2 separate regions of the Homo sapiens genome follow, and region 1 is linked to region 2. The links are chromatin loops, found by intact Hi-C in ENCODE. Cell type or tissue: Caco-2. All regions are shown on one strand. Links, peaks and the distances in the headings refer to the core of each region. The heading gives the core; the rest is flanking DNA.

What was found. Hi-C counts contacts between places; a loop is a spot of excess contacts. Peaks named below come from ENCODE experiments on the same cell type or tissue, not always from the same donor. Only the 100,000 strongest peaks of a DNase experiment are listed, where the experiment ranks them.
Region 1: a loop joins it to region 2, with 9 times the contacts of the local background. A loop is called at or near these places in 1 of 110 quality-filtered maps.

Annotation. Positions count from the first base shown.
Region 1 is chr10:18,716,254-18,724,450 of GRCh38, reverse strand. All of the region lies in intron 1 of LOC105376440 (a long non-coding RNA gene), which reads right to left. Among named protein-coding and RNA genes, the nearest start is that of ARL5B, 61 kb to the right of the region's middle. In Caco-2, for the core only: no CTCF peak of the experiment used is centred there; no DNase peak of the experiment used is centred there.
Region 2 is chr10:18,606,229-18,614,425 of GRCh38, reverse strand. It overlaps NSUN6 (NOP2/Sun RNA methyltransferase 6), which reads left to right. Exons shown (of 11, transcript NM_182543.5): 6 at 4,500-4,581. Among named protein-coding and RNA genes, the nearest start is that of NSUN6, 41 kb to the left of the region's middle. In Caco-2, for the core only: no CTCF peak of the experiment used is centred there; a DNase peak (open chromatin) is centred at 3,705.

The sequences.
Region 1 (8,197 bases), core at 1,631-6,630, 110 kb before region 2:
AATCTCATGTAATATTAATAGACATTCATAAAATATCTGAGTCATTTCTAAGTTAAAATATTAACATTAATTGCTGAACATACGTTTAAACTATATACACTTTGGCATCTTGTTTTTATATGGTATAAAGAAGCTAAATATATTTGAGTCTGTTGGTAAACATGAAAAAATTGTTCCATGAGGGAGCACATGTTTTTGGAAGTTATAAAATGTATATTCATAAAATGTTGATGTATGACAGTTCAAAATTTCTTTTTCCCTAGGTTTTCATTAGAAATTAAGGTTATTAAGAGTCAAAAATTCTAATCAACATATGGTAATTAAAACTAGAAATAAAAAAAGAAACACTTCATATGGTAAGGAAAGTAAGACATGTTTCTGGTAAGTGAAGCTACGTGGTATGGAAGATGTGCTCTGGCTAAGAGAAAAAGTGAGTAATTTTTGTTTGGAAGTGGAATAACTGGTTTGTCCAAAAGGAGAAAGAGGGAACGTATAGGACAAAGGACTGAAGTAATATAAGAAAGTTATACATTTGTGGAAGATATATATTATGAAAGAAATTTTATGTGTAATCAAGTTGCCTAAAATTATAGAATTACTTATAAGTAACTCGTGTGCTTAAGCATTCCTCCTGCCTCAGCCTCCTGAATAGCTGGAACTACAGATGTGAGCCACCGCACCAAGCTCTTATTTTTCAGAATACTTGAGCACTTTGTCTGCTTGATTCCAAATATGATTAATAAAATTTCAGACTTGAGGGGAACAATCAGAGAAGAAGTCCATGAAGTTCACTCAGATATTTTTCAGGCATGACTGAAACCATTAGAGGGTGCTGTCACAGATTAAACAAATCCTGACTCTGACGAGCACGAAAATTCATCCACTAGGTAGCCTTGAATATAAAATATTTTACTCAGCGTCCTAAAATGAATAAATCATTCCCAGTCTAAACACAAAGAAAATGACTATTTATAGGATGTCATGTCTTGAGATATTTTAAATATAGGTTTTTATTATTTTTTTGGAGACAGGGTCTTACTCTGTCACCCAGGCTGGAGTGCATGGTGCAATCACGGCTCACTGCAGCTTTTACCTCCTGGGCTCAAGCCATCCTCCTGCCTCAGCCTCCCAAGCATTCAGGACTACAGGAGCATGCCACCACATTCAGCTCTTTTTTTTTTTAACTTTTTGTGAGATGGGGTCTTGCTCTGTCGCCCAGGCTGGTGTCAAACTCCTGGGCTCAAGTGATCCTCCTGCCTCAGCCTTCCAAAGTACTGAGATTACAGCCATGAGTCATCGTGCCTGGCTGGTTTTTATCTTTATGTAGAATTCTGATATTTCTTAATGGATCCTGAATCACCCTTAATATTCTTATTTTTAAATTTGACAATTTAAATTTAGTCACATTTTAATAGAGATCTGAGTCACTAGGTAGGTTTCTGTCCCACCTTGTCCCACCTGTGTGTGGAGATAAAGCACTTTCCACATAAAGCTGCCCAGAAGGCCAAGCGCGGTGGCTCATGCCAGTAATCCCAGCACTTTGGGAGGCCAAGGCGGGTGGATTACCCGAGGTCAGGAGTTTGAGACCAGCCTGGCCAACATGGCAAAACCCCATCTCTACTAAAATACAAAAATTAGCCGGGCGTGGTGGCACATGCCTGTAGTCTCAGCTACATGGGAGGCTGAGGCAGGGGAATCACTTGAACCCAGGAGGTAGAGATTGCAGATGAGCTGAGATCGTACCACTGCACTCCAGACTGGATGACACAGCAAGACTCTGTCTCAAAATAAATAAATAAATAAAAATAAAGCTGCCCATATATCTAGCCACATTGATAATGGTGTTAGGAAGAACAATCTCAGATTTGACAAAGTTCTCCTAAAGCTATCCAAAATATTATGACTAATAAATGGTTGTATAGAATTATCAAATTTGTAATGTGTAAATAAATTACCTCAGGTTTTCTCAGAATAAAATGTTCTAAAGTTGGCTGGGAGCAATTGCTCACACCCATAATCCCAGAACTTTAGTAGGCTGAGATGGGAGGATCACTTGAGGTCAGGAATTCGAGACCAGTCTGGGTAACATACTGAGACCCCCATGTCTACAATTTTTTTTTTTTTGAGACAGAGTCTCGCTCTGTCACCCACACTAGAGTGCAGTGGCATGACCTTGGCTCACAGCACTTCTGCCTCCTGGGTTCAAGCGATTCTCCTGCCTCAGCCTCCCAAGTAGCTGGGATTACAGATGAACACCACCATATCTGGCTAATTTTTGTATTTTTAGTAGAGACAGGGTTTCACCATGTCAGCCAGGATGGTCGCGAACTCCTGACCCCAAGCAATCCACCTGCCTCAGCCTACGAAAGTGCTGGGATTACAGGCATGAGCCACTGTGCCCAGCCCAAAAAAATATTTTTAATTGAAAAAAAAAAAGTTCTAAGAAGGTAAGACTATGACTAAGAATGCCATATTTTAAACTGGAGTTTTCATTTTAAAAATGCATAAAAGAACTAGAGTTGCGTGATACAATAATTATTTAGCATGTGATAAAGTGGGCCTTTCATTCTAGAATTCTGGGTATCAATTTCTTCTATATGCCTATGCTCATGAGCACACACACGCACACACATCATATTCTCTCAGTCCTCTCTGTCTCTTTTTTTCTGTGTCTCCCAGAGAAAAGAAGCAGGGATAATAAGCAATAGGTTTGGTGTCTACTCGAACTTAATACCTGGAAAGTAAGTACTGGGGATTATTCTCATGTTGGCCATACATGATCTGGGGCAGAACAGTGACAGCAGCAAAAGTTCTCAGAGAAATGAATACAGAAAAGTAGGAAGGTTATGTCCTTGGAAGTCAGAGTGTTCAGCTTTGTGAAGACATTTCTAAACTTTCGACTTTCTGGAACGCTCTCTGGGTTCTGCAAGGAATAAGTAGCTAAAGTGAAGCGAAGAATGACAAGATGATGCAGGCGCTTGAGAATAAGAAGGTGACAAAATCTTGATGCCTGAAGATCAGCAAAAGACAAGTGGCGATGGAGTAGCAAAGCACAGTAAAGCCTCACTGCGGATTCATTGATCCAGGGAGCCAAGGCAGGCAGTGCTATTTTAGACAGCGCCATGAGGGCAGCCTGGCAGATCTGTGCTGATAGGGCACCCTCAAGGCTCACTGGAATGGAGGGAGTTTGAGTGACAGTTGGCTTCTCAATGTAAGTTCTTTCTTATCAGATAATACGACGGATGAACAGCCCAAAAGGTCTCCGCAGACAGAACCTGCAGTGTACATTTGAAACGTTCGCATTGGTACATCAGAGCCCCTCTGCAGTGAGAAGGGCCATCTGAGAACGTGAGCTGAGGAAATTAAAAAAGAAAAGAGTGGTATAAAGGATTTTCAACTTCTACTGACTCAGATTAATGGAACTGGCTCTCTTTTTTCTATTTTAAGCAGGTCACATTTAATATAAACTCATTGTTTTATATATATAAAACATATATTTAAATATATATTAATATATATATTTAAATACATATATTAATATATATAAATATATATATTTAAAATGCCCACAAAATTCAAAAAGAAAAATTCTCTAAACATTCAAATTGACCCTCAGGTTACACAGCTCTCAGAAAAGAAAAAGTGTGCTTTTCTTATCTGTTATTGAATTAGGTGTGCTGACTTCCTGTCTTATCTTTCCACGATAGGTAAAGGATAACAACAAGCTATATTTATGAAATCTGATTTGCCCAGTGTCTGGGCAGCTCCCTGGAAGAAGAGGCATGGACTTTTTTCAGGCTTACATGGCAGTATTTATTTAAAGACTCCCTAAAGATTTTTAAAATTAACGTATCATCTGCAAATACCAAACACACAAACTGAATTTAAGGAGCCACAAGGCAACTTGGTACTTCTGATGTCAGGCTAGAACAATTCATTCTACCCAATAAATCAACATTTTTTAGCCCAAAGCCCTAAGATCATAAGCACCCCATGTTTTATAAAGAATTCCCAGTAAACACTTGAGTTTTCACCAAACAGTATTTCACAAAAATAGTTGCTCAATCATTCTAAATTGCAACAATAATTGAAGTTACAAGCGCCCTGAAACCATTTATTACCAAGCCAGTATGTACCCACCATAAAATGCAGATTCACAAACCTTTTGTGCTTACAGTGAATTTTGAATCTGCTGACTTTTCTTAGACAAGGGTAAGAATAAAAACTTTTTTTCTCTGCTTACAGTGGCAAAAAAGAACAGGGAGAAATAACACATTTTCAAAAGTACTTCCATCACACTTTCAGCTCCTAATAAAAGCATCTGCCCACAAAGATGACATTTTCTCTCTGTTTCTTCCCTTTAAATTGTTTGCTATCACATTGTCAATCAAAAGCAAATTTACACCCTAGACAGATGCAAAGCATAGCCTTTTCCATAGTAGTTTTGAAGACAGTGAGTCATTTGTCTATCAGCCAAAGCCTACAGAGTCTCATTGATTCTGCAACAGGAATGCTCTTTTCAGATTTACTGAAAGTCATAGCTGCTTTCAGCCTAACAGGTTGAAGCCTTCCCTAGGCTACAAATTTACTACGCTATAGAAAGTTTTTTTAGTAACAATTTTGTCCCCTTGGTGGATCTAGGATTCATCTTGATTGCTGCTACCTAAGACAGAAGTGGAAGAGTTTTCTCCTGAAAAGTGTACCGTTGGGCAGGGCATGGTGGATCATGCCTGCAATCCCAGCGCTTCAGGAGGCCAAGGCAGGATGATCACTTGAGCCCAAGAGTTCAAGACCAGGCTGGACAACATAGTGAGATCCCATCCCTACAAAAATAATAATAGTAATAAATACCCAGGTATAGTGACACATGTCTGTAGTTGCAGCTACTCAGGAGGCCACAGTGGGAGGATCACTTGAGGCCAGGAGGTCAAGGCTGCAGTAAGCCATGATCACACCACTGTACTCCAGCCTGGGCAACAGAGCAAGACCCTATCTCCAAAAAAAAAAAAAAGTATAGCACTGGACAAAGCTATCCAACAGAGTATCTTCCCTTTTAAAACTCACAGACCCCTTTGAAAATCCAAGAAAAAGTTATGACTAATTTTCCCAGAAATAAATACATATAAGGGATCACCATAAACATGTGTGATAGTATCTTCCCTTTTAAAACTCACAGACCCCTTTGAAAATCCAATAAAAAGTTATGACTAATTTTCTCAGAAATAAATACACCTAAGGGATCATCGTAAACATGTATGATATGTGGGTTTCAGGATTTCACAAATTCCTGGAGTTTACTCATGGAATCCAGGTTAAAACTCCTGCCCATGGGTTTTGAAATAGGTTCACCTGCCCAGGGAGGTAATTGTTTGTCATTTCTTTGCTGCCTGCATCTGCACAGTGGCTCAAGAAGGTGAACAGCAGACAGAAAACATTTGACTCTATTGACTGGTTTCAAATGGCTGGAGTTTCATTTCCCTGCTATCAGTCTCCTTACACTACACTCCATTTCTCCTCCTTAATGATCATTAAGGACAAAGCTTGAGATAGCACCTTCCTCCTTTCACACACAATCTTAACTTCCTTCTCAGAACCTAATTTCCCCTTACCAGGAAGGCCACACACACAGGGAGACTCATTCTCTAACATGCTATCAACTGCTGCATCCTCCACTTTTTCTTTCGTGGAAAACTTGCCCTTACTGAGTATCTACCACTAGTTACATACACAGAATGGGCCAGGCACAGTGGCTCACACCTATAATCCCAGCACTTTGGGAGGTCAAGGCAGGTGGATCACCTGAGCTCAGGAGTTCGAGACCAGCCTGGACAACATGGAGAAACCTCATCTCTACTAAAAATACAAAAATTAGCCAGGTGTGGTGGTGCACCTGTAATCCTAGCTACTCAGGAGGCTGAAGCAGGAGAATCACTTGAACCTGGGAGGCAGAGTTGCAGTGACCTGAGATCACGCCACTGCACTCCAGCTTGGGCAACAAGAGCAAAACTCCACCTCAAAATAAATAAATAAATACACAGATTGGCTTTCTCACTGTGTGCCTCACATCGTGCAGTTTTCCTGGTATATCCAGAGAGCATCAAAGGGTCACCGCGAGGCTGTCTGTCGAGGTCCTTTCAGGCCGCAGGCCTATCTCCAGGCCTTGGCAATGAGAACAAGCATATTCTTGGCTAATCTAGGCCAGGCATGGTGGCTCATGCCTGTAATCCCAGCACTTTGGGAGGCCGAGGTGGATGAATCACTTGAGCTCAGGAGTTCTCGACCAGCTTGGGCAACATGGCAAAACCCCATCTCTATAAAAAATACAAAAATTAGCCAGCCATGGTGGAGTGTGCCTATAGTCCCAGCTACTTTGGAGGCTGAGATGGAAGGATGGCTTGAGCCCTGGAGGCAGAGGTTGCAGTGAGCCAAGATCATGCCACTGCATTACAGCCTGGGTGACCAGACCCTGTCTCAAAAAAAAAAAAAAAAAGAATTTTCTTGTCTAATCTCTATACACGTCCACCCTACAAAATCAGTTGAATTCCCTCCTTAGCCCCCTTTTGTAATTTTTATTGTCTGATTAGTTAACCCAATAAAAACAGACTTTTAATAAACTAGTATGATTTTTTTAGACACAAAGGCTTACTCTTACTAAGTGAAAGTCAAGATGTGCCTGATCTCCTAATCGTTGATAACAATGATGGGGTTCAGGACAGGCTACCCTAAAATATAGCACCTTGGCATATTGAAGAAAACAGCAGGAGCAGAAAGTTTGCTCTGACCTTTTATAACCTTTTCCTAAAGCAGGTCATAAAACCTAGGAAAGATTTTCTGACCTTTCCCTGAAGCAGTTCATAAGATCCTCATACGATTGTCAGGGAATAATAATTTTAAAAAAGACCCTCAGCCAGGTACAGTGGCTCACACCAGTAATCCCAGCACTTTGGGAGGCTGAGGCGGGTGGATCACTTGAGGTCAGGAGTTTGAGACCAGCCTGGCCAACATAGTGAAACCTTATCTCTACTAAAAATATAAAAATTAGCCAGGCATAGTGGTGGGCACCTGTAATCCCTGCTACTCGGGAGGCTAAGGTGGGAGAATTGCTTGAACCCAGGAGACAGAGGTTGCGATGAGCCGACATGGTGCCATTGCACTCCAGCCTGGGTGACAGAGTGAGACTCCGTTTCAAAAAAAAAAAAAAAAAAAAAACCCTCTTATGAGAAAGACCTTCCCTATATCTGGAGGAAAAAAGGAACATCCTTATCTCTTAAGATGAAAGGACAGAGAAGGATCTGAACGGACTGGCCTTGCTAAGCCTCCTGTCTATTGCCATTAGATCACACTCCCGTCGTCCAATCATAATTCTCCATGACTGTCCACTCTTCATCAAACTTAGCATAAAAATATGCAAGTTTCACCATTCCTTCCTGTCTTCATTGCTTTATGAAGGCTCTTGTGTCACATATAACTAATAGTCAATAAATGTGTATGCTTTTCTCTTATTAATCTGTTAGTTTTCCTTTCAGACCCAGCCAGGGACCCTGGGTCAAGGAAAATTTTTTCCTCCCCTACACTAATTAGCCAAACTGTGGGTACAAAGTAGTTGAAACACATCTAGTTTACTGGTGCACAGTATTTGTGGGCTGTCAATTAACCAACCAAGAAGAAATAATTTGCTCATTTAAGAAATGTTTATGAAGGCCAGGTGTGCTCACTCCTGCCTGTAATCCCAGCATTTTAGGAGGCTGAGAAGGGAGGATCACTTGAGGCCAGGAGTTCAAGACCAGCCTGGGCAACATAGCAAGACCCCATCTCTACAAAAATTAAAAATTAGCTGGCCATGGTGGCACACACCTATCATTCCAGCTACTCAGGATGCTGAGGCAGGAGGATTACTTGAGCTCAGAAGTTTGAGGCTATAGTGAGCTTTGATTATGCCACTGCATTCCAACTTTGATGACAGTGAGATCCTGTCTCAAACATTAGCCAGGCATGGTGGGGTGCCTGTAATCCAGCTACTCGGGAGGCTGAGGCAAGAGAATCGCTTGAACCCATGAGGCCAAGGTTGCAGTGAGCCAAGACCATGCCACCGCTCTTCAGCCTGGGCAACCGAGTGAGACTCTGTCTCCAAAAAAAAAAAAAGGAAATATTTATGTATCTCCTGCTCTATGCCACACTTCTATTACTAATCTGGAAG
Region 2 (8,197 bases), core at 1,115-6,114:
CTTTTTGTGGGTCAATGAAAATTAAAAATAATGTAAAATGTATCTAGTTGCATTATATGAAATTTTTTTTTTTGGTATAAATCCAACTGGAAAAAAATTGTTTAAACCCATATTTCCATGATGTTTGGTCAAAAAGGGTAACTGATCAAATTAAAGAGCCTCATTAAGCAACCAGTTACATTTTAATTGTCAAATAATTTTACTTGTCCTTCTGAATTTTATTTTTTTCAAAATATTTTGCATCTTTGAAAAACAGTGCATTATGATGGAGAAAGAATTAGATGATCTATCCAGATCATTTTTAACGTTCTTATTTGTCAGAAAAAGTTTGATTTTAATATAAATTAAACATATTTTTTAATTAAAAATAAATTTTACCAGAAACCTAGCACTCACATGAATATTTGTGTTTAAAAATGAATGTTTAGGTTTGTTCAAACTAAATTAAAATATAGTCTGTTCTAAATCATTCCTGGTTGCTAGTGGCCCTAAATAAATTGGTGGAAAAATCCAGGCTCTTATTTTACTTAGTTTTTTCAGGCTTTTTGAGTTCTGTGGACAGCTCCATTACTCCAAAGTTCATGGCTGACATAGACATGCTGAAAGCTGTGAATTTCTCCCTTTAGAATTGGACGATATCCCTAATTGGTGGAACAGTTTTTCATGTTGCAACAGTTTGGGTTTGTAATTGAAATTCATTCGTTCTTCTGAAGAAGTTGACTGTTGGATTCCCTAGATCTAGGTAGCAGCACTTTCCAAATGGCCAAGAACAAAGATTTTATTCTTTTTAGAAGGCTTCATGAATATAAAGATTATGTGCATATATCTGCTGTGTTTATCTTTGGACCTGTAATTGGTAATTGATATTTTGACTGCCTCCATTAGTTCATTGTTAATGGTATACTTTTCATTCTTTTAGGTTATTTGATGTTGTTCCAGTTATCGTGCTGAATAATGTTTTCTGAACAATGTTCTGAATAATTTTTTGTTGGTGGAAGTTAGGAGGCAACCAACTTTCAGCCACCCTTTGGCCGGGCGTGGTGGCTCACTCCTGTAATTCCAGCACTTTGAGAGGCCAAGGTGGGCGGATCACTTGAGGTCAGGAGTTCGAGACCAGCCTGGCCAACACGGTGAAAGCCCATCTATACTAAAAATACAGAAATAAGCTAGGTGTGGTGGTAGGTGCTTGTAATCGCAGCTACTCAGGATGCTGAGGCAGGAGAATCGCTTGAACCCGGGGGGTTGCAGTGAGCCCAAGATTGCACCACTGCACTCCAGCCTGGGTGACACAGTGAGACTTCAGAATTTCAAAAAAAGAAAAAAAAATTGGTTTTTAAACTCAATTTATTCAGTTATACTGTTGGAAGTTTTGTCTCTTCCGGTGGAAGAAGCAGGCTGCTATAACAGAAATGCTACATGTACACCCTGTTTCTTATTTATATTCCTTAAAAAATTTTAAACCAACACAACTAATGGTACAATTGCTATTCAGTTAGTGAATTTGAGTCCTTTGCTTTCTTGAATTCCAGGTGGGTTGAATCATTCATAGATTCACGGAGGCAGATTAATTTACTAACAGACTGTGTTAACATACGCAATCTTGTACTTTGCATTATTATATGGAGATATGTGGCTACAAAAGTATTTTTTAAAGAAACATGTAATCTCATACCTGAATAATAATTGGCTTAAATTATTCTTCGTTATGTTAAGTTCAGTGATTTATAGCACTCACTTGTTCTGGTAGGCGTGGTCAGAAGGAGATAGTCGAAGAGCACCAGAATCTAAAGTAGTAGTTAGGAACTGAGTTAGGAAGACAGGCATGAACATTTTCAAGTTTCAGTATTTTTTAGAGGACTGGAGTCCTGCAAGTCAGAAAGTCATTTAAATTATGGAGTGATCAGACTATGGAATTCAAGATTTTCAATAATAGTTGTAGATTCTGGGTATTGATCAAGGTAAGAGTACCAGGTGTCACAACAAAGGACTGACTTTGCTTTTTTCTTTTAGAAATAGGGTCTCGCTCTGTCATTAAGGCTGGAGTGGTGTGATGAAAGCTCACTATAACCTTGAATTCCTGAGCTCAAGTGATCCTCCTACTTCAGCCTCTGAGTAGCTAGTACTATAGGCACATGACACCATGATCAGCTGATATTTTAATTTTTTTTTCATAGAAATGGGGGTCTTGCCATGTTGCCCAGTCTGGTCTTGAATTCTGGTCTCAAGCAGTTCTCCACCTTGGCCTCCCAAAGTGCTAAGATTATAGGGATGAGACGCCACACCCAGCCAGGACTGGCTTTCAAATGTGAGTCAGTGACATTTCAGAAGCTTCGTTTGTATATTTTCTGCTCAGGAGCAGGGGATATTTGCCTTGGAAGTGGATACAGTGGTTTGATTTGGTCCTGACTGGAGCAGCAACTGAGTTTTACCTCTGATTAAAAGTGTACATTCATGGATTTCAAGTGGTAAACAAATGAGTAAGGTAGTAAAGGGATGAGAAGAGGAAGAAAAGGAGTCAGCATTTATTGTATGCTAAATGCTGTTAGAACTGAGGGCGCCAGGCATGGTGGCTCATACCCGTTATTCCAGGAACTCCGGAAGCTAAGGCAGGAGGATCACTTGAGTCTAGGTGTTTGATGCCAGTCTGGGCAACATAGTGAGACTGTACACACACAGACACACACACACACACACACACACACCATAGTGAGACTCTGTCCACACACACACTTACCTGGCATGGTGGTGTGTGCCTGTAGTCGCAGCTACTGGGGAGGCTAAGTTGGGAGGATCACTTGAACCCAGTAGTTAGAGGCTGCAGTGAGCTATGATTGTGCCACTGCGCTCCAGCCTGCGTGACAGAGTGAGACCCTGTGTCTGAAAATAAATAAATAAAACCAACAACAAAACCGAGGGGAGTTTATAGTCATACCATTTCAGTAATAGTCCACGGGTATCTACTGACGTTATTTTACTCTAAAGACCAACATAAACTTATCCTGCCAACATTAGATAGAGTACACACCATCTATCTACACATGCATGTAGATGCATGTCTGCCAAGATCAACTCATAAACTGTTCCATAAGCTAGCTATGAACTTGTCTGCCATACTGCTTCTAAGACTTTATCTTTGCTCATCCTAATGGAGTCCTAATGGGACTCTCCTTGGATTGTACCCTTAAACTAGGTATAAGTTATGATTTTTAAAAAAAATTTTTTTAAAAATTTTATTTATTTGGGTGCTCGTTGCCCAGGCTGGAGTGCAGTGGCGGGATGCTAACTCACTGCATCCTCCAACTCCTGGGTTCAAGGGATCCCTCCATTTCAGTCTCCCGAGTAGCCAGGACTGACTACAGGTACACTCCACCATGCCTTTGTAATTTTTTAAATTTTATGTAGAGATGTTGCCCAGGCTGCTGTCAAACTTCTGACCTCAAGTGATCCTCCTGTGCCAGTCTCTCAAAGTGCTGGGATTACAGGCATAAGCCACTGTGCCGGCTTAAATCCTGATTTTTATACTTCCCTTTTAATGAGACTATACTTTTTTCTGTGCCGTCCTAATCCCCAGAACTCTTTGAATTTCTCCATGTTTCTCCTTTCGCTTGCTTTGTCTGCTTTGGCCTGACACACAAGGCCAGGCTTGGCTTTGTCTGACAGGATTTGCGTGTTCTTTCTCTGCTTCAGTAGCCTCTGACAACATCTCTGAGATTGTGATGTTTGTCTTGATGAGTCATTCTCCACCAGGCCATCTGAGTCCTGGCCCTTCCTGCTCTGATCATTTTCAATGCCACTCCTAAAATGGGACAAAGGTGGAAAAGGTTATCCTTGGGATTGTGTCAGTACCAGGCAATTATTCTATAAAGAGCTGACAGGAAGTAGTAAAGAATGAGGTGGTATTTGCTTTTTAGTCTGTTCAAATCTCTACAGAAACACATTTGTGCTTAAATGAAAAATTTATGTAACTTTTTCCTTTTTAGTTCTGATGGCTTCGTATTCTGCAGGTAAAAATTCAAAAACAATTCACAGGACTACTTTATGTATTTTGTTGTTTAATAAAAAGAGTTCTTTTTTTTTGAGACGGAGTTTCACTCTTGACGCCCAGGCTGGAGTGCAATGGCGCGATCTTGGCTCACTGCAACCTCTGCCTCCCAGGTTCAAGTGATTCTCCTGTCTCAGCCTCCTGAGGAGCTGGGATTACAGCTCCTCACCTGTCACCTGTCACCACTACAGCCTGTCACCACGCTTGGCTAATTTTTTGTATTTTTAGTAGAGACAGGGTTTCTCCATGTTGGTCGGGCTGGTCTTGAACTCCTGACCTCAAGTGATCCTCCCACCTCTGCCTCCCAAAGTGCTGGGATTACAGGCTTGAGCCAAAATAGTTCTTAAAAAGATAGAGCATCTTATGTTTGACAGGCTATTGGAGAACGTTTCTGGAAACATAGTTTGTATAGACCATGGAATTTATACAGACTAATGTTAGATTTCCTATTTTTCAGAGGCATGGGCATAAGAATGACAGAACCAGTATATCTCAGCCCTTCATTTGACAGTGTACTGCCCCGTTACTTATTTTTACAAGTAAGTATGTATAAAAGTAAAATATTTAGTGACATTGAAACATACATCAGTGAATTATTTGAAATCTAGGATATTTTAAAATTTAAGATTTTTTCTGTGGTCTACTTACATACACTGATCTACCTTTGGTTAAGCAGTAAGAAAAAACTTTACAAGCATTCTCCTTTCTTTTCTTTTTCTCATTTGATTTTTAAACTACTTTTTCTATCTTTCTTTGCCCAAAGGTGATTTAATAACTGATTAAAATGACTGCTTTCCATCTCAAAATACTAATCCCTGAATATTGCATGCATTTGATATACATGTGTGGTGTTCCATTAGTAAATCATTTGACTTGTTATAGTCTGCTGGTTTGGTAGTATTATTATAATTCACAATATAAGATGAAGTTACTGAAGAACAGATCTGTTAGGACTCTTGGCCTATGTCACACTCCTGGTAACTGGTGGTATCTGAACTCAAACCTAAGTCCAAATGTTGTGTGCTGCCCCACCTTCTCTGTCCAGTAATAATAATAATTATTATTATTATTTTGAGACAGGCTCTCACTCTGTTGTCTAGGCTGGAGTGCAGTGGTACAATCGTAGCTCACTGTAACCTCAAACTCCTGGGCTCAAGCGATCTTCCTGCCTTAGCCTCGCAAATAGTTGGGACCACAGGTGTGCACTACTATGCCCCACTCATTTTTTTGATGTTTTTGTAGAGATGGGGTCTCACTTTGTGGCCCAGGCTGGTCTCAAACTCGTGGCCTCAAGTGATCCTCCTGCCTTGGCCTCCCAAAGTGTTGGAATTATAGGTGTGAGCCACCGTACCTGGCCTTTGCCCAGTATTTAGCCCACAGACATTTTATGAATTCAGGGATTATTTCTGGTGTGAACAAACAGAACAACGGACGTTTATTATTATCTATTTGCACATTGGTGATGTTCTAACACATTAGGATATATAACCTAACATACAATTGTTTATGAATCATTTTGGGAATTTTCGTTTGCTAATTTTAGTTTCAGTGGAGTTTTTTTGTGCTTGTTTATTATGTAATTCATTTTCAAACACTTGTGTTCATTTGGCAACGTAGCCCTGAGTCATTGCTAGTGATACCTGCACTCCTTCCAGTTAATAATGTTTAATGCAATGTTAGTTTTCTCTTTGGTTTGACAGTACCTGCTCATCTCATAATTTACAGTGGTTTTTTTTTTTTTTTTTGAGACAGGATCTTACTCTGTCACGCAGGCTCGAGTGCAGTGGCATCATCTTGGCTCACTGCAGCCTTGACCTCCCAGGCTCAGGTGATCCTCCTCCCACCTCAGCCTCCTGGGTAGCTGGGACTACAGCATGCGCCACCGCACCCTGCTAATTTTTTGTATTTTTAGTAGAGATGGGGTTTTGCCGTATTGTCCAGGCTGGTCTTGAATTCCTGAGTTCAAGTGATCCTCCCGTTTTGGCCTTCCAAAGTTCTGGGATTACAGGCATAAGCCACCATGCCTGGTCATTATTTAGTTTTGACTTTATAAAAAGAGAAATCTAGTATAGTGCAGATTTTCTTTTTACACTTTTTTGCTATCTATAGCTGCACTCCTTCACCTTAAAATCAGTTTAATGATGACTTTATGAAATATTGTGAGTCATTTTGTGATTCATACTGTCCAGACTACCATAGAGCCATATTCTTTGTCACTGAATAGCAAGGGACATAAGAATTTCCTGCCAGAATGAAGCTTTTGCATCTGAGGGCAGAGTTTAACTTTTTGTCATTTCTCTAGTGAAAGCTGTTTTATTTCATGTAATCTATTTTGATGGCCAGTTTCTGATGGCCATTGAAACTTATAAGGGATGCTAATGGTAATCACAGCTAACACTGACTGCTTATTGTAGTCCATGTACTGAGCTGAGTGTTTTACATATATTATTTCATTTACTTCTTACAAACCTTCAATTTCATAGATAAGGAAATAGAGGCTTAGAAAAGTAAAGTGCATAGCCTGTAGTAGGTATTAGTAGTTTTTCAGTGATTAAAGGAGTAGTTTGTTGTGTGCTGCATAGGTAAAAATTTGCAGAGTCAAAATTTGCATTCAGGTCTTTCTGATTTCAAGCCTGTATTCTTGGCCCCATGCCAATGCTCCAGATGTAACCCTTGGAAGATCTGCATCTGAGTCACCAGCAGGGCCTTTTGAAAATGCAGTTCTTGGGTCCTAATTTAGATGTACTGAGTTCCAAGTTCAGGGGGTAAGGGCTTTAAGCAATTCATATATTACATTAAATTTCTCAGTTTCTTTGACGGTTTCCCAAAAACTCTGTGGTCAGTGTTTAGTTAGTTGATCTTTTTGTGTTATAACTTCCTTTTCAAGCTGGTTCAGAACTACCAGATTCTTAACTGGGTCTTACCTGATCCATAAAATCTAAATAGCTTAATTCAATGCAGACCAGAACCAGGTGATATTCATTTCTCTAAGGAAAATTTTGAAAGAATGTGCAGAAGAGTAAGTTTAAGAAGAATGTGGAATTTTAAAAATTGATAATTATCCTTGAATTTTTACATACATAATGATTCTCACAAATAGAACAAGTTTCACATTTACATATAATAGTAATATAAAACGCATTTGAAATGTTTCAAGAAGTTGCCTTTGTTTTCAGGCAAACATACTTGAATGCTTAAGTGACTATAAAGTGGATTAAATGACAGTCCCTGAAAGTACATCATGTGAGAGGCATCATCTAAATGAAAATGCTTTTCAATAGTGTTAAATCATTGCAATAGATGCTGATACTTTAATAATATATTGAAAATTATTTTTGCTTTTGTCAGTATCCATGCTTCTCTAACAGCTAAGAAGCTCTTGGTAGCCATAATTTGCAGTTTTCATTTTGGTTTCAGGGATTGATTAACTTAGATCTAATATGGAAGATGCCCAAGCCTTTCATAGGTCTCAGCCAACACAGGGAGCCTCATTATCCCACAAATTCTATAATTTAATAACACCGTTGACCAAGACTGCAGTGAATTTGTATGTATCAAATCACTTGAAAAACTTGTAATATGGGTACCTAGAGTCTATTCCTGGATTTTCTTTTTAATAAAGATTTTTTTTCTACTTCCTCTCATCAGGTTGAAAAGTTTTTATTTAAGAATAATTTCAGAATTACAGAATAGAATTTTAGAATTATAGATTTGCAAAGACAGTCATTTCTATATACCCTTCACCCAGTTTCTCCTAAGGGTAATATACTACCATGGTACATTTGATACAGCTTAGAAACCAACACTGGTGTGTTACTACGTTATGAATGTTAGGTACGTAGCTCCAAATGCTGTGAATATCACATTACCCTAAACTCCAACTGGTATTCAGATTTCACCAGTTTTTCTCATAATGTCCTATTTGTGTTCAGGATCCGATCCAGGATCCCACACTGCATTTAATCATGATGTCTCTTCTGGCCTGCGATAACTATCTTGCCTTGTTTGTAAGACCTTGACAGTTTTGAGACTAAGGTATTTTGTTAATGTCACTCATTTTGGCTTCATCTAGGCTGGGGTTGTTGGATTTTTGAGAAGAATACCACAGAGATGAAGTGTCCTTATCAGGGGGTACATGATAACCCCCTGGAGATT